2 separate regions of the Homo sapiens genome follow, and region 2 is linked to region 1. A link is an interaction called in ENCODE POLR2A ChIA-PET data of the cell type or tissue named here. Cell type or tissue: OCI-LY7. All regions are shown on one strand.

Region 1 (8,000 bases):
AGCCAGCAGTGTGGAGATGAGTTGGATGGCGCCCCAGGACCAGAAAGAGGAAGACACTGGCAAAGCAAGGGGTACCCCAAGCTTTGGGGGAACTTGGAAACCTTGGTGGGGAAATGCATCGCAGACCAGCTCTGCTCCACCCTGCCTTGCCCTGCCCTGCTGCCACCCACTCTCTCCTCCTCAGGAAGCAGAAGGAAGGCCTTGTAGCAGCCAGGCATAGACTGCCATTGGCAAAAACATGCTCAGTTACTGGGAAAGAAACCTTCAAATGTGAAAATAAAAATTGCTCAAGTAACATCAGCTTCGTATAATTTTGTTTTGTTTTTGTTTTTGTTTGAGATGAAGTTTCGCTCTTGTTGCCCAGGTTGGAGTGCAATGGTGCGATCTCAGCTCACTGCAACGTCCATCTCCCAGGTTCAAGCGATTCTCCTGCCTCAGCCTCCCGAGTAACTGGGATTACAGGCGCCTGCCACCATGCCCAGCTAATATTTTGTATTTTTAGTAGAGACAGGGTTTCACTATGTTGGCCAGGCTGGTCTTGAACTCCTGACCTCAGGTGGTCCACCTGCCTCAGCCTCCCAAAGTGCTGGGATTACAGGCTATGCCACCGTGCCCGGCCAGTAGAAATTTTAGAAAGACCTTTGTCTTACTTTGGATTCCCCCAAACATAGGCCCTGAGACAAAGATTTTTATTTTACTTTATTTTATTTTATTACTTTATTTTTGAGACAGAGTCTTCGCTTTGTCATCCAGGCTAGAGTGCAATGGCACGATCTCGGCTCACTGCAGCCTCAGCCTCCTGCATTCAAGTGATTCTCATGCCTCAGCCTCCCGAGTAGCTGGGATTACAGACATGCGCCATCACACCAGGCTAATTTTTGTATTTTTAGTAGAGACGGGGTTTCACCATGTTGGCCAGGCTGGTCTCAAACTCCTGACCTCAGGTGATCCGCCCGCCTTGGCCTTCCAAAGTGCTGAGATTACAGGCGTGAGCCACTGTGCCTGGCCTTTTATTTAATTTTTTATTTATAGAGATGAGATCTCACTATGTTGCCCAGGTTGGTCTCAAACTCCTGAACTCAAGCGCTCCTCCCCTCAGCCTCCCAAAGTGCTGGGATTACAGGTGTGAGCCACCGCGCCCAGCCAAGACAAAGATTTGAGTTCGAGTGCTTTGCTTGGGAGGCGATCCAAGGAAGCACAGGAAAGGGTCAGAGCAAGTGAGCGGGGGAGGGGAAGCCGGGCCCTAAAGAGGGATCTGCAAAGCCTCTTACCGCTGGGCACCTGGAGCTGAATCCTCAGGGCAGAACCCAGGGCTCAGAGCCATCCCAGGGGCTGCCCTGGCCAGAGCGCAAGGGAGTGAGGGACAAGCACTGGAGTGGGGGGGTTGATCCAATCAGGAAATGAGTTTAAGGTAGCAAGAGTCAGGTTTCTCGATGTTAAAATACAGAAAGGGAGGAAGGAAGCATGTGGTGTTGGATTGGAATTATTGATACCTGCATGATCTCATAAATGTCCATATTTATAAAGAAAACTGTTGATGTAAATGTGTTTTGTATAAACATCAGCCCTCACTCTGCCCACCAAGACGAGGGACCCCTCAGCAGTAGTGAGCGCACCAGGAAGCCCAGTCTTGGCTCCCAATTTTCATTCACTGAAGGGAACCAAAGTGTTTTTGTTTGTGTTTTTGAGATGGAGTCTCGCTCTGTCGCCCAGGCTGGAGTGCAGTGGCACGATTTCGGCTCGCTGCAACCTCTGCCTCCTAGGTTCAAGCGATCCTCCTACCTCAGCCTCCCAAGTAGCTGGGACTACAGGCACCCGCCACCACGCCGGCTAATTTTTTGTATTTTTAGCAGAGACGGGGTTTCACCGTGTTAGCCAGGATGGTCTCGATCTCCTGACCTTGTGATCTGCCCACCTCAGCCTCCCAAAGTGCTGGGATTACAGGCGGGAGCCACTGCGCCCGACCAGGAACTGGAGTTCTTTAAAGAGATGGCTGACCCAGGCCGGGCGCGGTGGCTCACGCCTGTAATCCCAGCACTTTGGGAGGCTATGGCGGGCGAATCACCTGAGGTTGGGAGTTCAAGACCAGCCTGGCCAACATGGTGAAACCCCGTCTCTACTAAAAATACAAAATTAGCCGGGTGTGGTGGTACATGCCTGTAATCCCAGCTACTCAGGAGGCTGAGGCAGGAGAATCACTTGAACCTGGGAGGCAGAGGTTGCGGTGAGCCGAGATCACGCCATGCACTCTAGCCTGGGCAACAAGAGGGAAAAGTCCACCAAAAAAAAAAAAAAAAAAAAAAAAGAGATGGCTGACCCCAGGGCTGGGAAGGGAGAGAGAGTAACGACAAGACATAAGGCACACCGGGTCACATGGAGAGGGCACTGAGTCACGGCCTGTTTGCCAAATCAGACAGAATAATGATATTAATAGATGGTAATGATAGTAATGAGTTATAATTATCAAATAAAATAGGAAAGCATATGTCTATACATATTTTAATATTTATTAAAATATATTAATGAATTGAAAATTTAAAAAGAGCTATTTGCATATTTTAAACGTATCAGCTGGGCATGGTGGCTCATGCCTGTAATCCCAGCACTTCTGGGGAGGCCAAGGTGGAACGGCTGCTTGAGCCCAGGAGTTCGTGACCAGCCTGGGCAACATAGAGACCCTACTTCTAAAAAAATTTAAAAATCAGCTAAGTGTGGTGGTGCAGGCCTGTAGTCCCAGATACTTGAGAGACTGAGACAGGAGGATCACTTGAGCCCAGGAGGTCAAGGCTGCAGTGAGCTGTCATGTTGCCACTACATGCCAGCCTGGGCAACAGAGCAAGACCCTGTCTCAAAAATAAAACAAACAACAACAATAACAAAAAGTAGCTATGCATGATGGCATGCACCTGTGGTCCCAGCAACTCAGGAAGCTGAGGAAGGAGGATTGGTTGAGCCAAGGAGTCCGAGGCTGCAGTGAGCTAGGATAGCATCAGTGCACTTCAGCCAGGACAACAGAGTGAGACCCTGTCTCTAAAAAAGAGAGGGGGAGAGAGGGAGGAACGAGGGAGGGAGGGAGGAATCTTCCCCACAAAATGCTAATTTGTCACAAAGGGAAAAAGAATGTCAGTTCCAGCGGAGACACAGACCCCACCTTAACCGAGCGATCGCGGTGGGCTCCATTGATACTGGATCCATCAGAGTCCTGCCCCACCTGACAGGGTGGGGTGAGCAGACCACAGTGTCACATCTGCTCCTTTCCTGCCAAAGATGCACAACCTGTGTCTCTCTGTGATGACATCTCAGACAAAGCCACACAGGGAACCGTCTCCAAAAGGCCTGGCCTGGAAGCTTCAAAGAACAGTCAGGGAAAGGCCCAGGAATGTTCCGGACCGAAGGAGACAGAAGACATGATGGCACCTCAGTGCAATGTGTGGTCCCAGGCTGATCTCTTTACTGCAAGGGATATTACTGGGACAACCAGAAAGCCCAGAGTGGGGTCTGACTCCACGTGATTTCCCGCCTTGGACAGCCGTGTTGGGGCGTGTAGGAGAATGTCCTTGTTTTGGGGTGTGGTGAGCACCATGCGGCAACAAACCCTCAAATGCTTCAGGGGAAAAAAAGTTCCTGTACTATTCTTGCAACTTTTCTATAAGCTTGAGATTGTGTCAAAATACAAATTTTATTTTTAACAATGTTAGGAGGAGGAGGTACACATTCTCCATTCGGCCCTGCTGAGCTTGAGCTGTCGGGCAGGCTGCAACCTGAGGCTTCTGACTGCAGCCCTGCAGTGGGGCGCTGTGAGGGTGGGGCGGAGGAGCCACAGGACACCAGAGCATCTGCTACAACCCCAGCCAAGATGGTGCAGGGTCCCCTTCCTAGTCCAAGCACAAACACATGCTGGGTAAAATAGATTTGCTTTTTTTTTTTTTTTTTTTGAGACCGAGTCTCGCTCTGTCACACAGGCTGGAGTGCAGTGGCGCGATCTCGGCTCACTACAACCTCCACCTCCTGGGTTCAAGCGATTCTCCTGCCTTAGCTTCCCGAGTAGCTGGGATTATAGGCGCCCGCCACCACGCCCGGCTAATTTTTTGTATTTTTAGTAGAGACAGGGTTTCACTGTGTTAGCCAGGATGGTCTTGATCTCCTGACCTTGTGATCCGCCCAGCTCGGCCTCCCAAAGCACTGGGATTAAAGGCGTGAGCCACTGTGCCCGGCCATTTTTTTTTTTTTTTTTTTTTGAGACAGAGTCTCGTTGTGTCACCCAGGCTGGAGTGCAGTGGCGCAATCTCGGCTCTGTGTAAACTCTGCCTCTCGGGTTCAAGCGATTCTCCTGCCTCAGCCTCCTGAGTAGCTGGGATTACAAGCACCCGTCATCATGCCCAGCTAATTTTTGTATTTTTTTTAGTAGAGATGGGGTTTTGACATGTTGGCCAGGTTGGTCTCAAACGCCTGACCTCAGGTGATCCACCTGCCTCGGCCTCCCAAAGTGCTGGGATTACAGGTGTGAGCCACCTCGCCTGGCCAGATTTGGTTTTTTTGTTTTGTTTTGTTTTGTTTTTGAGACAGAGTCTCACTCTCTCGCTCTGTTTCCCAGGCTGGAGTGCAGTGGCACAATCTCGGCTCACTGCAAGCTCCGCCTCCTGGGTTCACACCATTCTCCTGCCTCAGCCTCCTGAGTAGCTGGGACTACAGGCACCCGCCACCATGCCCAGCTAATTTTTTTTGTATTTTTTAGTAGAGACAGGGTTTCACCATGTTAGCCAGGATGGTCTTGATTTCCTGACCTCATGATCTGCCCGCCTCAGCCTCCCAAAGTGCTGGGATTACAGGTGTGAGCCACCTCGCCTGGCCAGATTTGTTTTTTAAATGTCCTGTAAAAAGGCACAAGGAAGGTAGCTGTGCAGAGCTAGAAATGAAGATAGCACTCAAGCCACAGTGGTAAGCAAGAGTGGAAACCAAACTGCCAATGCAAGCCTTGGGCCTGGTCTCACGTCCACTGAGGGCTGCTGGTTAAGGCCAGTGAGAGACAAGAGTCATGGCCACAGGCCCTTTCTGAATGGGATCTGGAACTGGGCTTCCATCATAACAATAAGAGCTAAGAAGGGTCTGTCCCAGTCCATGAAGGGGAAATGGAAATCTCTGCCCACCAGCCTAGACATGGAGCCCAGAGAGTAAGCAGCCCAGACTAAGCCAGAAGGACACAGGGCTCCAGGAAAACAAGGAACCAGTGGAAGGTAGGATGCAACTGACTAGATCAAACACTGTGTGGAGGGCTTGTTGGAAGAGGTAGGTGGGATGGGCCATAGGCACAGAGGAAACTCAGCAGATGACAGAAGAAAGCAAGGCCACTACTAACTCCAGGAAAAATAAAGAGAAAACCTAAGCAGAGTTCACTACTTGACTCAGCAGAGAGTTATAGTACAAATTATAATAGAGACATCAACTTAAACAAAAATGAGGAAATTGCTCATTTGGGAAGACAGAAGAAGAGATGGTAGGGTGGGGCAGGGAGCATTGGATAAGAGCAAAACCCTCATTCTCCAGTAACATCTCACCATGTATAAAGCTGCTAAACCAAGGAGGAGCAGCAAGAGCACATAATTGAGAAGTATGGAGAGAGCTAAGACAAAAAAAAATGGGTGAAAGCTTTGAAAGAAGCTGACGCTAGGGCCGTAATGGAGGAGCAAAGGAGGGCCAGGGCTTGGTGAGTTCCACAGAGACAATAGTTTCTACAGATTCTACAGTTTCAGTATTTAAACTGTACTAACTTTGGGGGTTCTTTTTGTTTCTTTTATCTATGTATCTGTATTTCTTTGGTAACTATTAAAATAAAGAAACACACTAGAATTCCAAACTAAAAATAACAGGCTGAGGGCAGTGGCTCACACCTGTAATCCCAGCACTTTGGTAGGCTGAGGTGGGCGGATCACCTGAGGGCAGGAGTTTGAGACCAGCCTGGTGAAACCCTGTCTCTACTAAAAATACAAAAATTAGCCAGGTATGGTGGCATGTGCCTACAGTCCCAGCTACTCAGGAGGCTGAGGCAGGAGAATCACTTGTACCCAGGAAGCAGAGGTTGCAGTGAGCTGAGATCGCGCCACTGCACTTCAGCCTGGGTGACAGCGAGACTCCATCTCAAAAAAATAAATAAAAATAAATAACAAAGAAAAATACACATTCCCATCAAAAATCACCATTATCTGGGACATTGCAAAATACTTTGGACACATCATCAATTAAAGAAGGGATCAAAATGGAAACCACAAAATGTTTTAAATTGAATGATAATGAAAACACTGTCAATGAAAATTCCTGGATGTAGCTTACATGGTACGTAGAATGTTATAGCCTTCAGATCATATATCAAAAAACAAGAAAGTGACTTTTGCCAAGTGAAGAATCTACAGATGTCTTAAAGTTTCTCTTTTGCGCTGACCTGCAATTTCTAGTTTTCTTTGTTTTTTTTTTGTTTTTTTTTTTAAAGACGGAATCTCTCTCTATCGCCCAGGCTGCAGTGCAGTGTCACTACCTCGGCTCACTACAATCTCCGCCTCCCGGGTTCACACAATTCTCCTGCCTCAGCCTTCTGAGTAGCTGGGACTACAGGCGCCCGCCACCATGCCCGGCTAATTTTGTATATTTTTAGTAGAGATGGGGTTTCACCATGTTAGCCAGGATGGTCTTGATCTCCTGACCTCATGATCTGCCCAGCTCGGCCTTCCAAAGTGCTGGGATTACAGGCGTGAGCCACCGCACCCAGCTCTTTTTTTTTTTTTTTGAGACGGAATCTCTCTCCATCGCCTAGGCTGGAGTGCAGTGGTGCGATTTTGGCTCACTGCAACCTCCGCCTCCAGGGTTCAAGCAATTCTCGTGCCTAAGCCTCCGTAATAGCTGGGATTACAGGCACATGCCACCATGCCCAACTAATTATTGTATTTTTAGCAGAGACGGGGTTTCACCATGTTGGCCAGGCTGGTCTTGAACTCCTGTCCTCAGGTGATCTGCCCGCCTCGGCCTCTCAAAGTGCTGGGATCACAGGCATGAGCCACCATGCCTGGTCGGCAGTTTCTGGCTTTCTTTTTTTTTTTTTTTTTTTTTTGAGACAGAGTCTTGCTCTGTTGCCCAGGCTGGAGTGCAGTGCTGCAATCTTGGCTCACTGCAACCTCGGCCCCCCGGGTTCAAGCTATTCTCCTGCCTCAGCCTCCTGAGTAGCTGGGACTACAGGTGCCCACCACCACACCTGGCTAATTTTTTGTATGTTTAGTAGAGATGGGGTTTCACTGTGTTAGCCAGGATGGTCTCGATCTCCTGATCTCGTGATCCGCATGCCTTGGCCTCCCAAAGTGCTGAGATTACAGGCGTTAGTCACTGCACCCGGCCCATTTTCTGGCTTTCTAAGGAAGCTGCCTTCAGTTTTGCTTGCGTTTCCTGTTGTTTCTCTCAGAGCCATTCTGCCCAGGAGAGCCCTCGCCCACCATGGGATCTTCTGTGAAATCAGTTGCCTGACCTGTACCGTGCCCAGGTGGCCTCGGGTGTGTGTCAGCCTCCCGGTGGTGGTCCCAGAGCCAGGGCCTGCCTCTTGAGATCACCTGAGGTGATGCATGGGAAGTGCTGAGCAGGGCACCTGCCTCTGGGGGGCCATGGATGGTCCTGCCATTGTGGCCATTGGGAACCAGAGGGTGAGAGCAGGTGGCCAGCAGACCACCCCACTCAGAGCCACAGCCCAGCTCCTGCCCACTCCCCACAGGGACAAAGCCAGGTAGGGCAGCAATGAGGCTGCCCAGCCTTGGACAGCCTGGGCCAGGCATTGAACCATCCCGGGAGCCAGGTGTCCACCCAACCCCACCTTGGGCTCACACCCAGAGTGTGACAGGGCCTGGCCCAGGTCCCAGGCTAGGGAGACAAAGCTGGCTCTCTCGGGCTCCCTTTCCTGCAGGAGACCCCTGGCAGCCCATGCCCAGAGACACAAGGACCTTGGAGGCTGAGGGCGCAGCAGCAGG
Region 2 (8,000 bases), 590 kb before region 1:
TAAAATTACGCACAGTGCCTGGAAGAGGCCCATGCAAATGAGGACCCTGAAATTAGCTTTCCAATAAATCTGTCCAAATGGGGAAATACAGCCACCCTTGGAGGGTGCCTTGAGATCAGAGACACGGCAGGATAGGACTGTGGGAGCACCTGCCTAGGAATGGCGCTGTCCAGGTGTCAGGTTTCACTAATGGCCTGGGGTACACACATGCGCACACATGCGCACTCACATGGATGGCATGCACCTGAGGCACGTATGCACATGTATAGGCACACACGCATATGTTCATAAGTACATGTGTGCATTGCACTTTTGCACACATTCACATGGCCATATACACGCCTATGTATCTGCACTCACACCTGGGCACATGCACAGATGCACCTCTATGCGCAGGCACACACGCACAGACTCATGAGCATGGCATATACACACATGTATGCATGCAGGCACACTCACATGCAGACACAGGCACACAGACATGCACATATGCACACATGCAGAGAGGGCTGTTGTGTTTCTGGTGCCTTAAGAAAGCTTGGGGCTTCCTGGAGAGGAGAACATGAAGGGAGTACTTGAATCCAGAGCCCAGGGAAGGCCCAAGACCCAGGGGGAGGAGAGGGCCAGCATGGCAGTGTCTACTTGCCCCTGCAGCCCCTGCAGGGCAGGCAGCAGGGAGAGCCTGGGGTGCACCTGGTTCCCATAGTGGTTGGTTGTGAGTGGTGCCCACCAAGACCTGAAGCAGTGGGGCCCCCAGCTGACACTCCTGGCCCAGTGAGAGCAGGGGTAGGAAGAGTGTGGGCCTCACCCTGGGGCCCCCAGCCAGCCCTGAGCCCTGGAGGGCCTGGAGGCTTCTACAACACTGTGGGGATGGGGAGCCGAGAAAAGATGGACAATGAACCTCTCACCAGCCAAGGAAGGACAAAGAGGTGCGTGTGTTTGAGCTGGAGAAAAAAAAAAAAAAACACTAAGATGATTCAGCACACACCAGTATCATGGAGTCAAGGTCAAGACCAGCCAGATGGCCAGGCCTCCGTGGGAAAGTCAAGACCAGCCAGATAGTCCAGCCAGACGGCGAGGCCTCCATGGGCTCTGTGGGCCTTGTCCTGGTGCTATAGGGAAGCATGGGAAGGGCTTGGCAGGGGAGCAGCACCCTCAGAACAGGGGCTCCTGCTGACCAGCAGACTAAACAGAGGCCGCAGCCCACTTCCAAGGACTCCTGTGTCCCGGCGTCCCACGATACCATGCCACCTGTAAGAACCAAGGTCCTAGAGCGTTTACTGGTATACTGCCGTGACTTCAGAATTTTTAAGAAATCAAAATCCAATCCTTTATATCATGAGGCCAGGATCAATAATTCAATTGCTCAATTTATTCAAAAAGACAAACCCATGCAGAGCCTAGAAGCCTAGCGGGTTCCCATCCACAGGAGCCATGACAAGCACCCACGGAGCAGCAGTGATTCCAGCTTCAGTCCAAAGGCCTTCTCCCAAAACAGTGAAATGTGTGCCTGATGGTAGAGGGATTGATATGTCATAAACGCTTCGGAACCTCCGTGCAGATGGAAGAAGCCTCAGGACGAAGACAACAGGAGACTCTCTCTAAACAGTGGTAGCTTGCTGTCAAGAGGAAAAGAGCAGGACCTTAAAGAAGATTTAATTTTCCTGTTCAGAAAAAAGAAAGTGCAGCTTGCTAGCAGCATTCATTTAATTTTACATCAATACGCTCTTTGAGGCTGAAACAAATCTGACTGATTTTCAACATGGAAATAAAATATAAAAACTGTTCTTGGAGTTATTTCTAAACAGAACTGACATCAGAATCGTCTGAATTATCAGAATCGTCTATTTCGGAAAAATCGGATTCATCAAACGAATCTTCGGCCAACAAGTGTTTGAGAACAATGTCACCATCACGCACAGGAATGGCATGGTTTTTTGCAGCGATCGAAAGTTACTATATTTGTAAATGGAAATACCATGACTAAAAACAAAATAATAGAATGATGGCTTTTGTTTCCAAAGTCGATATTCCAGAGCGATGGGAAAATAATAATAAAAGTGAGATATTTTGTGGCAAAGCTATCTCAGTAAATGCCGCAGCCGTGGGCACTGCTGGTGAGTATTCTCAGGGCAAATGGGAAAAGGGTTAAAAGAATGTCTCAGAGTCCAAGGAGCAGCGGCACCGTGCAGCGGCTGACTCTCCATCCTTCCCGTCGTGGCATCGTTGGCAAGGTAAGGTGGCTACTTTTCCCACAGGAGATGCAGACTGACCCCACCTGCTTTGAATCCGGGCCGACCACTGGGATACGTGAATGTGGCAGCAGACAAGTTCACAGTGGCCCTGGGGCTTCCTCAATCCATCTCTTCCCCACCCCCAAAAAAACCTGCTTCTGCCGTCGGGACAAGCTCAAGCTAGTTGTTGGAGGATGAGAGGCCACACAGAGGAGACTTGAGGCGCCTCAGCCCACAGCCCGCCCAGCCCTCAACCATGGAAAACGCTAGCCTGGACCTGGAGGATCACCCTACCCCATCCTCTGCTGACCAAAAACACAAGAACAATGATTGATATGGATTGTTCCAAGCCACTGACTGTTGGGGTGATTTGTTAAGCAGTGATCAACGACCCATATCTACCACCAAGGCTGGCGGGCAGGGGCATTATCATGGCTCACTGCAGCCTTGACCTCCTCTCGGGCTCAAGCAATCCTCCATATTAGCCTACTGATTAGCTGGGACTACAAGTGCTTGCCACCACTCCCAAATAATTTTTATATTTTTTGTAAAGACAAGGTTTCTCCATATTGCCCAGGCTGGTCTTGAACTCCTGAGCTCAAGCAATCTGCCCGCCTCGACCTCCCACAGTGCTGGGATTACAGGTATGAGCCACCACATCCAGCCTCTCCAGCTTTTCTTTTATTACATGATGTTTGATTTTTTATAACATACTTTGCTTTAATTCATTTATCTGCTAAAACCTTCTTTTAAAATAATAGTAAACGTTTGATGTCTATAGTTTTATAAACATATATTTTGCTTGATGTTGTAATACACTTAAGAACTTTTACATCTCAAACATAGTAAATGTTTAGTTTGATTTTTTAAATGAGATTCAAATACTTTAAAAATAATATGCTTTTTCAATATCATGAGAATAAACAGCAGAAGAACAGAACCATGTTCGGCTCTACAGCCACCGCTGCCAAAGCCTGGGCAACACTCAAGAATGCGAACAAATCCCAGGTCGGCACTGCCTGATCCAGACCCTGGGGTCCTCGTCCTCCTGCCCAGCATGGGGTGCTGGCTGTGCTGAGGCTGCGGCCAGGACTACAGGGACGGAGTTGTGTGATTAGGTGCGTTCCCAGAAGACCTCTGGGTACAGGCTGCAGCTCCAGACGGGAGGGCCAGGGAGAGGCCAGCCTCGCCCTTCAGGCCAGGGAGCCAGGAAGCAACCTGGCCCCAGGTGGAGACGCCTGCCTCCTTCCGCCGGGGTCCTCGCCCAGCCTGGCCCTCCTGCTCCCTGCCCCCAAGCCCCGGCTGCCACCCCACAGGGGTCTTAAAAAGTTAAAAACCCAGTTCTTCCTGAGCTCCTGAGTTGCAAACAGAAATCTTACTATTCTTTTTTTTAGTTTTAAAATTACAATCATCATTTGCAGGCTAGGTGCAGTGGCTCACGCCTGTGATCCCAGCACTTTGGGAGGCCAAGGCAGGCGGATTGCTTGAGCCCAGGAGTTTGAGATCAGCCTGGGCAACATGGTGAAACCCCATCTCCACAAAAAAGACAAGAATTAGCCAGGTGTGGTGGTGTGTGCCTGTGGTCTCAGCTACTTGGGAGGCTGAGGTGGGAGGATCACTTGAGCACAGGAGGCAGATTGCAGGGAGCCGAGATCGCACCACTTGGCACATCACCCTGGGCGACAGAGTTAAGACCCTATCCCAAAAAATAAAAAATTATTAAATTAAATCATTTTTAATGGGGGAATAGCTAAATTCCTTTAAACATTTTAGATCCTGGATGGAGCTGGATGGAACCGAATATCTTAATTCTAAAAAGATTTCCAGAAAATCATACCGACCAGAGGACATCCAGCCCAGCTTAACACAGACGACGACCACTCAAGGTGAGACGCAGCCCTTGGCCCCAGCTTCCCATGGGCAGGGAGCCAGCCGAGCCCCTCAGAGGCGTTCCCCAAGGCTCTGCAGATGCGGCCCAGGAAGATGCAGGAAAAGAAGGACAGCCCAGTGTCTGGGGCCCCTCCCAGGGCGAAGAACCGGCATTCCTACCGCAGCCCAGGCTGACGCTGCAGCCAGTCCCGGGGCATTTTAGAGTCCCCAGGGACCGGTAACTGCTGTGGGTCCCCTGATTCCCCTTCTAGTTGGGCGCATTTACCGAGACAAGCCTGTCCCCGGCTCGGTGCTGTGTGGGGCCCAGCAGGGCTGGTCACTCGTCTTAGTGCCCAAGGCTCCAGGTTAAGAGGAGCCACGTGAGCCACGATGGTCATCACCAGATGCTGGGTGCCGTGCTCGAAGCCAGGACCGGCTGAGGCTTTCGGGGGTTGCATGTTTTGCATGCATCAGTGAAGGAGACATTTGTGACCCACTACTGGGGCAGGTGGTTTCACTTTCCCACCATTATGTCCAGAATTGGTAGGTTCTTGGTCTCACTAACCTCAAGAATGAAGCCGTGGACCCTCGTGGTGAGTGTTACAATTCTTAAAGATGGTGTGTCCGGAGTTTATTCCTCGGGTGTGTTCACAGTTTTTCTTCTGATGGGTTCGTGGTCTCGCTGGCTTCAGGAGTCAAGCTGCATAGCTTGGCGGTGAGTGTTGCAGCTCTTAAGTCGGCGGATCTGGAGTTGTTCGTTTCTCCCATCCGGAGTTGTTCATTCCTCCTGGTGGGCTCGGGCTCTCACTGGCCTCAGCAGTGAACCCGCAGACCTTCGTGGTGAGCGTTACAGCTCACAAAGGCAGTGCGGACCCAAACAGTGACCAGCAACAAGATTTATTGCAAACAGCAAAAGAACAAAGCTTCTACCGCATGGAAGACGACCCCAGCGGGTTGCCCCTGCTAGCTCGTGCAGCCTGCTTTTATTCCCTTATCTGACCCCACCCACATCCTGCTGATTGGTCCATTTTACAGAGAGCTGATTGGTCCGTTTTGACAGGGTGCTGATTGGTGCATTTACAAACCTTGAGCTAGACACAGAGTGCTGATTGGTGCATTTACAATCTTCCAGCTAGATATAAAAGTTCTCCAAGTCCCCACGAGATTAGCTAGACACAGAGCACTGTTTGGTGCATTTACAAACATTTAGCTAGACACAGAGTGCTGATTGGTGTATTTACAATCCTCTAGCTAGATGTAAAAGTTCTCCAACTCCCCACCCGACTCAGGAGCCCAGCTGGCTTCACCTAGTGGATCCCCCTCTGGGCCCGGGAGGGCAGCCCACCAGTCCTGCACCACACCCACACCCCTCAGCCCTTGGGCGGTCGATGGGACTGGGCGCCTCGGAGCAGAGGGCGGCACCTGTCAGGGAGGCTGGGCCCCACGGGAGCCCACAGTGGGAGGGGGGCTCAGGCATGGCAGGCTGCAGGTCCCAAGCCCTGCCCCATGGGGAGGCGGCTGAGGCCTGGTGAGAATTCAAGCATGGCGGAGGTGGGCCGGCAGTGCTGGGGTACCTGGTGTACCCTCCTCCGCAGCTGCTGGCCCAGGTGCTAAGCCCCTCACTGCCCGGGGCTGGCAGCGCCGGCCGGCCACTCCAAGTGTGGGGCCCACCGAGCCTGCACCCACCCGGAGCTCACGCTGGCGCGTGAGCACCACGTGCAGCCCCGGTTCCTGCCTGTGCCTCTCCCTCCACACCTCCCTGCAAGAGGGAGCCGGCTCTGGCCTCGGCCAGCCCAGAGAGGGGCTCCCACAGTGCAGCAGCAGGCTGAAGGGCTCGTCAAGCATGGCCAGAGTGGCCGCCGAGGCCGAGGAGGCGCCAAGAGTGAGCGAGGACTGCCAGCATGCTGTCACCTCTCACCATCCCCAGTTCTCCTGTCACCTCCCTGGAGGAGGGTGTGTTCCTGGTGCCACTGGCTTTGTGCCTGGCCACGTGACACATCTTGACTCATAGAACGTGGGCACAGGTGAGGTGCGGCCCTGTCAGATCCACGGAAAATGCACTTGCAGGGGTTGGCCGAACCCCTCTTGCTCCTTCCCCTTTCTGTTAGTTTCCTATCAAAGCTGCAACAAAAACAACAGAAATTTACTACCGTTCTGGAGGTCAGATGCCTCCAATGGGTCCCACTGGGCTAAAATCAAGGTGTGAGCAGGGCTGCCTTCCTCCTAGGGGCTCCACAGAAGAATCCATTTCACACCTTCTCAGCTTCTAGAGGCTGTGGCATCCCTGACTCATGGCCCCTTCCTCCACCATCGCAGTTGGCAGCACAGCTGACCCTAGCCTCCACCTTCACTGTCACGCTGCTCTTTGGCTCCGACCCTCCTGCCACCCCTTGTGAATATTCAGGTGCCAGGGCCCTCTCCATCTCAACATCTCTACTCACCCTGCAAAGCCCCTTGAGCCACAGGAGGTCACATGTCCACAGCTTCCAGGGACAAGGGTGTGGACATTTTGGAGGAGCCATGATGCTGCCTCCCACACCTCCGTTCGAACATTATCACAGCCCAGACAGATTCTCCTGCAGCCTGGGGCCTGGAATGCAAAGGCCACTGGGGCCAAATCAGCTGCACGGAGCTGAGCCAGCAGAGCCGCAGGCAGCAGCCGCCCTGTGAGCAGCTGGGAACCACTGAGAAGTGGAGATGTTTGTCATAGCAGCAGCAGCTGGCAGATACTTGCTATCCACACACCCTGGGCACACATGGGCACCAAGGCTGGGGGCGACAGGTGGGTTTTCTTTTCTTTGTAGAGATGGAGGCTCCCTATGTTGCCCAGGCTGGCCTCCTCAAGCTATCCTCCTGCCTCGGCCTCCCAAAGTGCTGAGATTACAGGTGTGAGCCACTGTGCCTGGCCATTATTTTTAAATATCTTTAAACTATTTTTAAATAATCAAAAAAGCCATTTTTGTTTTGTTTTTTTTTTCCAACTGAAACCTAAAGTATTTTTCTCACTTCACTTCCTAGAACTTTACACTGTGGGATTCTCTCCTGACAGCCAAGAAGGGGGTTTTCCCTTCTACCATGAAGAACTTCCCCGGAGGTCTCCCCACATCTAATAATTAGGAAGATAACGTGGTCATCAACAATAAAAGCTGCCCAGGCAGGCGCCTGCACAAGCCTCAGATCAGAAGGTCATTCAGGCACAGCAAATGGGCCGGCCCTCCCCATGGATGACAGCTTCTTCAGTGCCTCAGAGCCAGTCAAGCCCCCAGGCCCAGAAGACAATCGCAGGAGACCGTAGCTCCTCCCTGTCCCCAAGGCGCTGCCGGCCGGGCTGCCTTCAGCAGCCACACAGCCAAACCTGTCTCCTCTCAGTTCCTATTTCAGCCTGAGCCTGAAACTGCCACCACACAGCCCCCTCTGTGGATGGCCCCCCACACACCTCACACCCCACTACAGACCTCACACCCCACTATGGCTTCAGCCCCTGGGGATCCCCTGTGCCGCTCTCAGGGGGCTCCTCCTCTCTCTTCCCTGGCTCAGACACAGGCCTTAGAGCTGGAGCCGGCCATGTGCTAGCTGCTGGGGCTGGCCTGGAGGCCCCTGTGACAAGGACCTTAATCCCCCAGGAGGGCCAGTGACGCTCAGCCAGAGCTGCCCCCATGGCTGTTTCCCCACTGGCCTGTGACCCCTGGGGCCCACTGCCACCCTGCCTGCCTGGAACCAACAAACCAGGTCATTGTGCCCTGCAGGGCCCACTGGGCTGGGTGCTGGGGAGGCAGGGAGAATGCAGCTCTTGTCCCCGAGGAATTCCTGGCCCATTGGGCCATTCAAGGCCACATCCTCACAGGACAGGGGTCACTCTGCCCTGCAGTAGGAGAGGGTGAAATGTTCAACGGAGAG

Evidence for each region. ChIA-PET counts read pairs that join two places held together with the same protein. Peaks named below come from ENCODE experiments on the same cell type or tissue, not always from the same donor. Only the 100,000 strongest peaks of a DNase experiment are listed, where the experiment ranks them.
Region 2: POLR2A ChIA-PET joins it to region 1 with 11 read pairs; 2 of 35 experiments call an interaction of 5 or more read pairs at or near these places.

The regions. Positions count from the first base shown.
Region 1 is chr1:2,216,410-2,224,409 of GRCh38, reverse strand. LOC124903823 (a long non-coding RNA gene) reads right to left here. Exons shown (of 2, transcript XR_007065358.1): 2 at 3,661-3,875. Among named protein-coding and RNA genes, the nearest start is that of SKI, 7.9 kb to the left of the region's middle. RefSeq lists an enhancer at 1-25. In OCI-LY7, no CTCF peak of the experiment used is centred here; no DNase peak of the experiment used is centred here.
Region 2 is chr1:2,811,120-2,819,119 of GRCh38, reverse strand. It overlaps LOC124903825 (a long non-coding RNA gene), which reads right to left and starts at 5,062. Exons shown (of 2, transcript XR_007065387.1): 1 at 4,669-5,062; 2 at 1,353-1,643. It overlaps LOC124903826 (a long non-coding RNA gene), which reads left to right and starts at 2,314. Exons shown (of 3, transcript XR_007065392.1): 1 at 2,314-2,878; 2 at 3,153-3,352; 3 at 4,008-4,735. In OCI-LY7, no CTCF peak of the experiment used is centred here; no DNase peak of the experiment used is centred here.